Linked DNA regions of Homo sapiens: region 2 is linked to region 1. Evidence: read pairs that join two places in POLR2A ChIA-PET (ENCODE). Cell type or tissue: endothelial cell of umbilical vein. All regions are shown on one strand. Each heading gives the region's core, and the rest is flanking DNA. Links, peaks and the distances in the headings are about the cores only.

Region 1 (4,383 bases), core at 179-4,178:
ACTTTCCCAGAAGGTCTCAAGGGAACAAATAGATGTTTCAGCAATGGTTTGGAGCCAGGAAGCTTCCTGGTGAAGATGAAGCCAAGCAGCTACACTGAAGAGTCTTTTTTTTTTTTTTTTTTTTTTTTTTTTGAGACAGAGTCTTGCTCTGTCGCCCAGGCTGGAGTGCAGTGGCATGATCTTGGCTCACTGCAACCTCCACCTCCCAGGTTCAAGCAATTCTCCTGCCTCAGCCTCTCAAGTAGCTGGGACTACAGGCACGTGCCACCACGCCTGGCTATTTTTTTGTATTTTTAGTAGAGACGGGGTTTCACTGTGTAGCCAGGATGGTCTCGATCTCCTGACCTCATGGTCTGCCAGCCTCGGCCCCCAAAGTGCTGGGATTACAGGCGTGAGCCAACGCGCCTGGCCAAGAGTCTTTGTGTTTTTCTTACCCTCCCTTACCAGCCATGCTTGCTTGCCCTGCTGTAGGTTAGGGAGGAAAAGAGGGAATCTCTTTCTGACATTTCCAGTAGTATCACCTTTTCCCTGGCAATCTGGTGAAATGTAGCCTATTAATGAAAGACATTTCTCCTCCCAAAGCTGTGGAAAACCAATTGTTGAGTTCATAATGCTTGCCAATCAGTTAGAACAATTGGGAATGTTGAGATTGGTCAAGTGCCCCAAGAGGCTCCTTGGATGGAAGAGCTGCCATCAAATTTATGGTGTGTAGCAGCCTGTCTTACAAAAGGGATTTGCTCCAACAGATTGGGAAGTGAACTCATCAGGGAAGTAAGTGTAAAAAGGTCTTTGTAAAGAGCAGGTGTTCTGTCTTTCCTGATGCATCATCAGTGATATCACTGGTTGGGCCTCAGTTCCAGCATTTTTATTGCTGGTGCTCTTGTATGACATAGAAAGGGCTCAGTGGTGAGCTAGATCACTTTGATACTGCCTGTTTCTATGGGCAACTTTGACAGGAACAACAACAGAGAATATTTTTCTCCCTCTAAAAGGGCTGTAAGAGAAATCAGGATTGGAAAGAGACTATAAAAGACTTGATGACATCAGCCTTAACTTTTTCCTGGAATAGAAGTCTTCCTCACAAGTAGGGCATTCAAACTCAGTTTGAGCCAGAGATGAGGAGCTCACTACCTCCACAGGGCAGCATGTGTCACTTTTCAATAAGCTCCACAGCAAAATAGTCGTTTGACATGGTAAGTGAAGAATTTTCTGAGAGAAGGTAGAGGAGTCAATCAGATCATCCCTTACTTTTCAAGTCCAAGTTGGCCAGGACAAAACAGTTAAACTTGAGATTAGAGAGCCTGTCCCTACTACTCTTGTGCTATGTGCACTCAGGCAGGCATAGTTTGAGCCCCCCCACACACACATAGAGGCATCCACTCTGTGACATTCATTATTTATTTTCACAAGAAAAATAACTAATTGACACATTGTCCTAATAGTTCTGATGTGATATAGACCAAAGATTAGCCAAGTATATAGAGACATCATACTTATCTCAATGTCCCAAAATCAATGCTAAAGCTCCTGCCATTTCTTCATAGACAAGCTTTTGGAACTTCACTCAGAGTCTGTTTACACTTAGTTTACAAACAGATCTACCTGTCTTGCAGAAACCTGGTTTTCCAGTCCACAGCAGCTTAACAGCAAAACTAGAAGAGAACAGGGCTTATTCACCTGATAATCCAGACTAGAAATAGTTATTAGTATTGTTATATTTTATGCAATTAACCATCGAATTTTCAGTATGTTCTTGGCAAAATCATTTTTCTTTTTCTGAACCTCAGTTTCTGTTTTTGTTTGTTTGGTGTGAGAAACTCCCTTGCATACTTAGGCTGTGTTATTGCTTAAGTCACCTATTGTGTTAGATAATTTACAGTACTTTTAGCTGCAAATAATGGAAACCCTTACTCAGACTGACTCAGACAACAAAAACATTTGTAACAGGAAGTCCATTCGTGTGTGGGCTGCTGGGTTGCTTAATTCAGCAGCTTGACATGTTATCGAAGACCATCTCACAGACATCACAATGGAGTTGGCTCTTTTCTTTAGTGGCAGAACTTGAACTAGAACAAGAACTAAATCTAACATCATATGACAGCTAACACGGTTCTGTTAGCTGCCTGTGCTGCCTTAGAACTGTGGGTATTCCCAAGTCAGCAGTTGCTTTCTGTATGAGGCTGTGTTTGGGGAAAAAAAAAAAAATCACTGGAAGCAGAAGAAAGCTGTCTCAGGGCACTCTTGATGTCAAATAGGCTTCCCTAACTCTAGGAAGAATCCGATTCCATGATATGGCTCCTTGTATATCAGAATGGAAAAAAGCCAAAGACGTTGGCCAGGACTTGGTCTGTTCAGGATGTTTCTCATCGGGAGAGGTGAGAACAGTGGATACTTTAAGGGATAGAGTGAGAAGTGAAACTGGCATACGTTTTCTCCTTTAGGTGTACAAGGGGGCTTTCAAGGATTTAAGGAAAGCAGTTTAGTCAGATTTGTGTTTTGTAAGGTTAACCTGGCTGTGATGGCAAGTCTGGATTTGAGGAAATGGGTGTGTGACCAGAAGTAGCTAGGTCTCTTAAGACTGTGTTGCAACATTCTGGGACAGAAATATTGAGAATTTGACTGAGGTCAGGGCAGAGGGGAAGGAGAAAAAGGGCCGAAAGTCTGTCAGATATTCATTCCAACCTGGTAGTTGTTGGCAGATTGTATGTAAGCTGGGAAAGGAAGGTTCCACTGACGGAGTCCATTAGGTTTCAGGTTCCATACCCCGACACTCTGATTGTCTCTGATGCCCTTCGCTGAAATGGGCTGCACAGAGAAGACAGGAAGCCATGTACTAGAAGATGGGGGTTTTGAAAATTTGGGATATGTTGACTCTGAGTCCAAGTGGAAGTTTCCAGGAGGCGGTTGAATATATCAGGCTGGAGCGTAGGACAGATATTTAGGTTATAGATTGACTTGTTAATATTAGGAATAGTATTGTACAGAACTATGTGATTTACAGAGCAGCTCTATCTTCATGATTTTATTTAGCTCTCACCCAAACTCTGTGAGGTAGACATTATCTTTCCCGCTTCCCAGCTGAAATAACTGTGTCTCAGAGAAAGTAGATGACTTGCCTAAGATTACACAGTCAGAAAGGAACAGAGCTGGGGCTAGAATGCAGGTCCCTCAATGCTGAGTGCCACATGCTTCCCCTTGTTCTTCAGATAGCAATGTCAGCCGCAGCAAGATCATGATAGAAGCTGTGGCAATTGCTGAGGTCCCTGGGAAAGCTTATGAAGAGCCAGAAGAGAGCTGGGCAGAGGATGGAGTCCTAGAGCTTTCGTGAAAGTAGACGTAAGCTGCCTGCAGCTGGGCCTGCAGAATTCTGATTGATGGGACAAAGTTATTATTCCACTTGCCTTTGGACCTTGCCTAGTCTCTTGACCCTGGGGATGCTGCAACTTTGCCTTTCCCAGCTCTCCTCCCACACCTACCCCAGCCTTCTCCTCCCTTTGCTCCTGCTGGAGTCACTGGGTTCTGGCTTGCAGTTTGGATCACGGTTCTGTACATTGTGCCTTGTAGTTCTGAACCTTGGCCATGTCCCTAGATTGTTGACTCACTGGATCCACCCTGGGCCTCCCTGGTTTGGTTTTGGACTCTGTCCAGGGTCTAGGCTGCCTGCTGTGTCACAGGGATTCAGCCACGTTTCCTCATCCCCTCTCAGGCCTGTTTTCTTAACAGTAGGTCACTGAAGAATGGCTGCGATTTGCCTGATTGGCAAACAAGACCCAGTGAAAGTTCACAGGGCATCTTCAACAGAAATGAGGGCTTTGCAGACTGGAGAGCTGTTCTCTAGGTGGCCCTTGTGGAGAGGCAGTACAAAAAAGTCTATAAGGCAAACATCAGCCAAATCGGGGTGAGTTGGAGGAAAGAGGGTACCAAGGAAGACAATGCAAGCTCTGGTTTCTGCCTTCAGGGAAACGAGATGCCATTTCTTTGAGTCCTCAGCAGGAAGCAGTGAGCAGGAGAACTGCACTGAGGACAACCATACTTCTTGTATCACATTTTCCAGCCTGGGGAGTGAGGGATCTACACAAGAGTACTGAAAGGAAGTTCACCACTTTTAGCATCAATGCTCTTGAAAAGTATTATTTAAACCATATTATGAGGGAAACTCATCTCCCAGATAAGGCTTATTTTTCTACCCTAGGGAAAGGAAGCACACCAGACATATGTAACCTGTTCCTAATGACTCCTGGTTCTTATTGTAAACTTCGCTTCCTGTCCTTGGCCATGACAGCAGTTGTCTTGGTTGCCACTTAGACAAAGTCACTTTATTCCTATGGAAAATGGCCTAGATGGATGTGCTTTTTGGCGTGTCTCTCTTTTTACAGGATTTTT
Region 2 (4,383 bases), core at 234-4,233, 66 kb before region 1:
GGGGGTTAGAGAGAAGCGAGCTGCTCTGACCAGCCGCTTGGGATTGGCGGAGGGAAGCGGGCCAGGCCCTGTGAGGAGTCAAGGTGAGATGCTGAGGGAGGACTCAGGAGGCCCCCACCCCAGATAGACGACCCCAAATAATCCCGCACCACTCCTGCTACCAGCCGTGGGCCACCTGTGGGCGGACTTCTGAGTCTGGGGCGCCCACCACCCCACTGCCTCTGAAGTCGCAGAGGACTCTGGAGTCAGAGCTTAGGGTGTTTAGTGTAAGACTAGTGAGGCCAGGCTCTGCCAGGCATCAATCTCAGGACCGTAAGAGAGGGCTAAGCGTACCCCACCCCTATTCCCATCCCCCATCACGTCCCCTTTCCCATTACCATTTGCACTCCTAAACCCATCCGCGCCCCCATCCCCCACCAGCACTCCTCCTCGACCCCCCACCTCTGTCATACCGCCATCTGCCACCCCAAAAACCGGGGCCCCTCCACCAACCTCACCCCTCCCACCCCCATCCACGCTGAATCGGGTTCCGCTTCCGCTTTCAACCCACTCCCAAAAACCCGCCCCCTCCACCGACCTCCCCCCCACCCCCATCCACGCTGAATCGTGTTTCCGCTTCCGCTTTCAACCCAAGAAAGCCTCAGGGGCCCGGATGTGATGCCACTGACTTGCGCATTGGGGGTTAGAGAGAAGCGAGCTGCTGTCTGACCAGCAGCTTGGGATTGGTGGAAGGAAGCAGGCCAGGCCCTGTGAGGAGTCAAGGTGAGACGCTGAGGAGGACTCAGGAGGCCACCACCCCAGATAGAAGACCCCAAATAATCCCGCACCACTCCTACCAGCCGTGGGCCACCTGTGGGCGGACTTCTGAGCTTGGGGCGCCCACCACCCCACTGCCTCTGAAGTCGCAGGGGACTCTGGAGTCAGAGCTTGGGGTGTTTAGTGTAAGACTAGTGAGGCCAGGCTCTGCCGGGCATCAATCTCAGGACCCTAAGAGAGGGCTAAGCGTACCCCACCCCTATTCCCATCCCCCACCACGTCCCCTTTCCCATTACCATTTGCACTCCTAAACCCATCCCCGCCCCCATCCCCCACCAGCACTCCTCCTCGACCCCCCACCTCTGTCATACCGCCATCTGCCACCCCAAAAACCGGGGCCCCTCCACCAACCTCACCCCTCCCACCCCCATCCACGCTGAATCGGGTTCCGCTTCCGCTTTCAACCCACTCCCAAAAACCCGCCCCCTCCACCGACCTCCCCCCCACCCCCATCCACGCTGAATCGTGTTTCCGCTTCCGCTTTCAACCCAAGAAAGCCTCAGGGGCCCGGATGTGATGCCACTGACTTGCGCATTGGGGGTTAGAGAGAAGCGAGCTGCTGTCTGACCAGCAGCTTGGGATTGGTGGAAGGAAGCAGGCCAGGCCCTGTGAGGAGTCAAGGTGAGACGCTGAGGAGGACTCAGGAGGCCACCACCCCAGATAGACGACCCCAAATAATCCCGCACCACTCCTACCTGCCGTGGGCCACCTGTGGGCGGACTTCTGAGCTTGGGGCGCCCACCACCCCACTGCCTCTGAAGTCGCATGGGACTCTGGAGTCAGAGCTTGGGGTGTTTAGTGTAAGACTAGTGAGGCCAGGCTCTGCCGGGCATCAATCTCAGGACCCTAAGAGAGGGCTAAGCGTACCCCACCCCTATTCCCATCCCCCACCACGTCCCCTTTCCCATTACCATTTGCACTCCCAAACCATCCACGCCCCATCCCCCACCAGCACTCCTCTCCTCTTCAACCCCCCACCTCTCTCATACCGCCATCTCCCACCCCAACAACCCGGGCCCTTGTACCAACCTCACCCCTCCCACCCCCATCCACACTGAATCACGTTCCGCTTCCGCTTTCAACCCACCCCCAAAAACCCGCCCCCTCCACCGACCTCACCCTTCCCACCCCCATCCACGCTGAATCTGATTTCTGGTTTCTCTTTCAACCCAAGAAAGCCCCAGGGGCCCGGATGTGATGCCACTGACTTGCGCATTCGGGGTTAGAGAGAAGCGAGCTGCTCTGTGACCAGCCGCTTGGGATTGGTGGAGGGAAGCGGGCCAGGCCCTGTGAGGAGTCAAGGTGAGACGCTGAGGGAGGACTCAGGAGGCCCCCACCCCAGATAGACGACCCCAAATAATCCCGCACCACTCCTGCTACCAGCCGTGGGCCACCCGTGGGCTGACTTCTGAGTCTGGGGCGCCCTCCACCCCACTGCGTCTGAAGTCACATGGGACTCTGGAGTCCGAGCTTGGGGTGGTTAGTGTAAGACTAGTGAGGGCAGGCTCTACGAGGCATCAACCTCAGGACCCTAAGAGAGGGCTAAGCGTACCCCACCCCCATTCCCATCCCCCACCCCCTCCCCTTTCCCATTACTATTTGCACTCCCAAACCCATCCGCGCCCCCATCCCCCACCAGGCTCCTATCCTCCTCAACCCCGCACCTCTCTCACACCACCATCTCCCACCCCAAAACCCGGGCCCCTCCACCAACCTCACCTCTCCCACCCCCATCCACACTGAATCAGGTTCTGCTTCCGCTTTCAACCCACCCCCAAAACGCGCCCCCTCCACCGACCTCACTCCTCCCACCCCCATCCACGCTGAATCGGGTTCTGCTTCCGCTTTCAACCCAAGAAAGCCGCAGGTGCCGGAATGTGATGCCACTGACTTGCGCATTGGGGGTTAGAGAAAAGCGAGCTGCTCTGTCTGACCAGCAGCTTGGGACTGGTGGAGGGAAGCGGGCCAGGCCCTGTGAGGAGTCAAGGTGAGACGCTGAGGGAGGACTCAGGAGGCCCCCACCGCAGATAGACAATCCCAAATAATCCCGAACCACTCATGCTCCCAGCCCTGGGCCACTCGTGGGGGGACTTCTGAGTCTGGGGCGCCCACCACCCCACTGCCTCTGAAGTCGCACGGGACTCTGCAGTCAGAGCTTGGGGTGATCAGTGCAAGACTGGTGAGGGCAGGCTCTGCCAGGCATCAACCTCAGGACTGTAAGAGAGGGCCGAGGGTCCCCCACCCCCATTCCCATCCCCCTTCCCATTCCCATCCACACTCCCAACCCCATCTACACCCTATCCCCCACCAGCACCCCTATCCTCCCCAAACCCCCACTACCCTTATGTCCTCATCCCCCACCCCAACACCACTATCCCCATCCAGGTTGAATCGCATTCCGTTTCTGCTTTCAACCCAGGGAAGCTCCAGGTTCCTGGATGTGATGCCAGTGACTTGTGCATTGGGGGTTAGAGAGACGCTAGCTTCTCAGTCTGACAGGCAGCTTGGGATTGGCAGAGGGAAGCCGGTCCAGGCTCTGTGAGGTGGCATAGTGAGAAGCTGAGGGAGAAGTCGGGAGGCCCTCTCCACCCCAGATAGACGACCCCAAATAATCCGGCACCCCTCCTGCTTCCAGTCCTGGGCCACCCGTGGGCGGACTTCTGAGTCTGGGACGCCCACCACCCCACTGCCGCTGAAGCCGCAGGGGACTATGGAGTCAGAGCTTGGTGTGATCAGTGCAGGACTGGTGGGGGTAGGCTCTGCCAGGCATCAACGTCAGGACCCTAGGAGAGGGCTGAGTGTCCCCCACCCCCATTCCTATCCCCTACCCCTTTCCCATCTGCACTCCCTACCCCATCTGTACCCCCATTCCCCACCTGTGCCCCTATCCTCCCCAACCCCCCAACCAGCCTCATACCCCCCTCCCCCACCCCTACCTTCATCCCCATCAGCGCAGCATCCGGTTCCACCCCTGCTTTCAATCCAGGCAAGCCCTGGGTGGCCGGATGTGATGCCACTGACTTGTGAATTGAGGGTTAGAGAGAAGTGAGTTTCTGGGTCTGAAGGGTGGCTTGAGATCGGCAGAGGGAAGGTGGCCCAGGCTTTGTGAAGAGGCAAAGTGAGACTCTGAGGGAGGATTCAGGAAACCCCTATCCCTGATAGAGGGTCCCAGCCCTGGACTACCCCGCGGAGGCTGACTTCTCAGACTGGGCTGCTCCCCACCTCCGCCCCCTTCGCAACGCGTTTGTTTAAGCCACAGGGGACTCTGGAGTCAGAGGTTGGTGTGATCAGGGAAGGGCTGGTTAGGAGAGGGCATGGCCCAGGCCCTGCCAGGAATCAAAGTCAGAAACCTGAGAGGGAACTGAGGTCCCCCAAGATCCTAGTCTAACCCCCACTCCCACAAATCCGCTGCCATTTCGCTGCTCCATTTCCCATTCCTTGCCCTCCACCCTCACCAGGCAGAATCCAGTTCCCCTTCTGCTATCAATCCAGGGAAACCCCAGGCTTGGTGCTGGGATGTTTTTTGGGGGTCAGAGAATCAAGGGCATAGTCCTGAGGGGCCAGTTG

What was found. ChIA-PET counts read pairs that join two places held together with the same protein. Peaks named below come from ENCODE experiments on the same cell type or tissue, not always from the same donor. Only the 100,000 strongest peaks of a DNase experiment are listed, where the experiment ranks them.
Region 2: POLR2A ChIA-PET joins it to region 1 with 6 read pairs; 2 of 35 experiments call an interaction of 5 or more read pairs at or near these places.

The regions. Positions count from the first base shown.
Region 1 is chrX:151,982,545-151,986,927 of GRCh38, forward strand. No RefSeq gene overlaps it. Among named protein-coding and RNA genes, the nearest start is that of GABRE, 10 kb to the left of the region's middle. RefSeq lists a silencer at 3,505-3,724. In endothelial cell of umbilical vein, for the core only: no CTCF peak of the experiment used is centred there; DNase peaks (open chromatin) are centred at 927, 1,967 and 3,677; H3K27ac peaks cover 4,000 bases.
Region 2 is chrX:151,916,920-151,921,302 of GRCh38, forward strand. All of the region lies in intron 1 of MAGEA4 (MAGE family member A4), which reads left to right. Among named protein-coding and RNA genes, the nearest start is that of MAGEA4, 6.2 kb to the left of the region's middle. In endothelial cell of umbilical vein, for the core only: no CTCF peak of the experiment used is centred there; no DNase peak of the experiment used is centred there.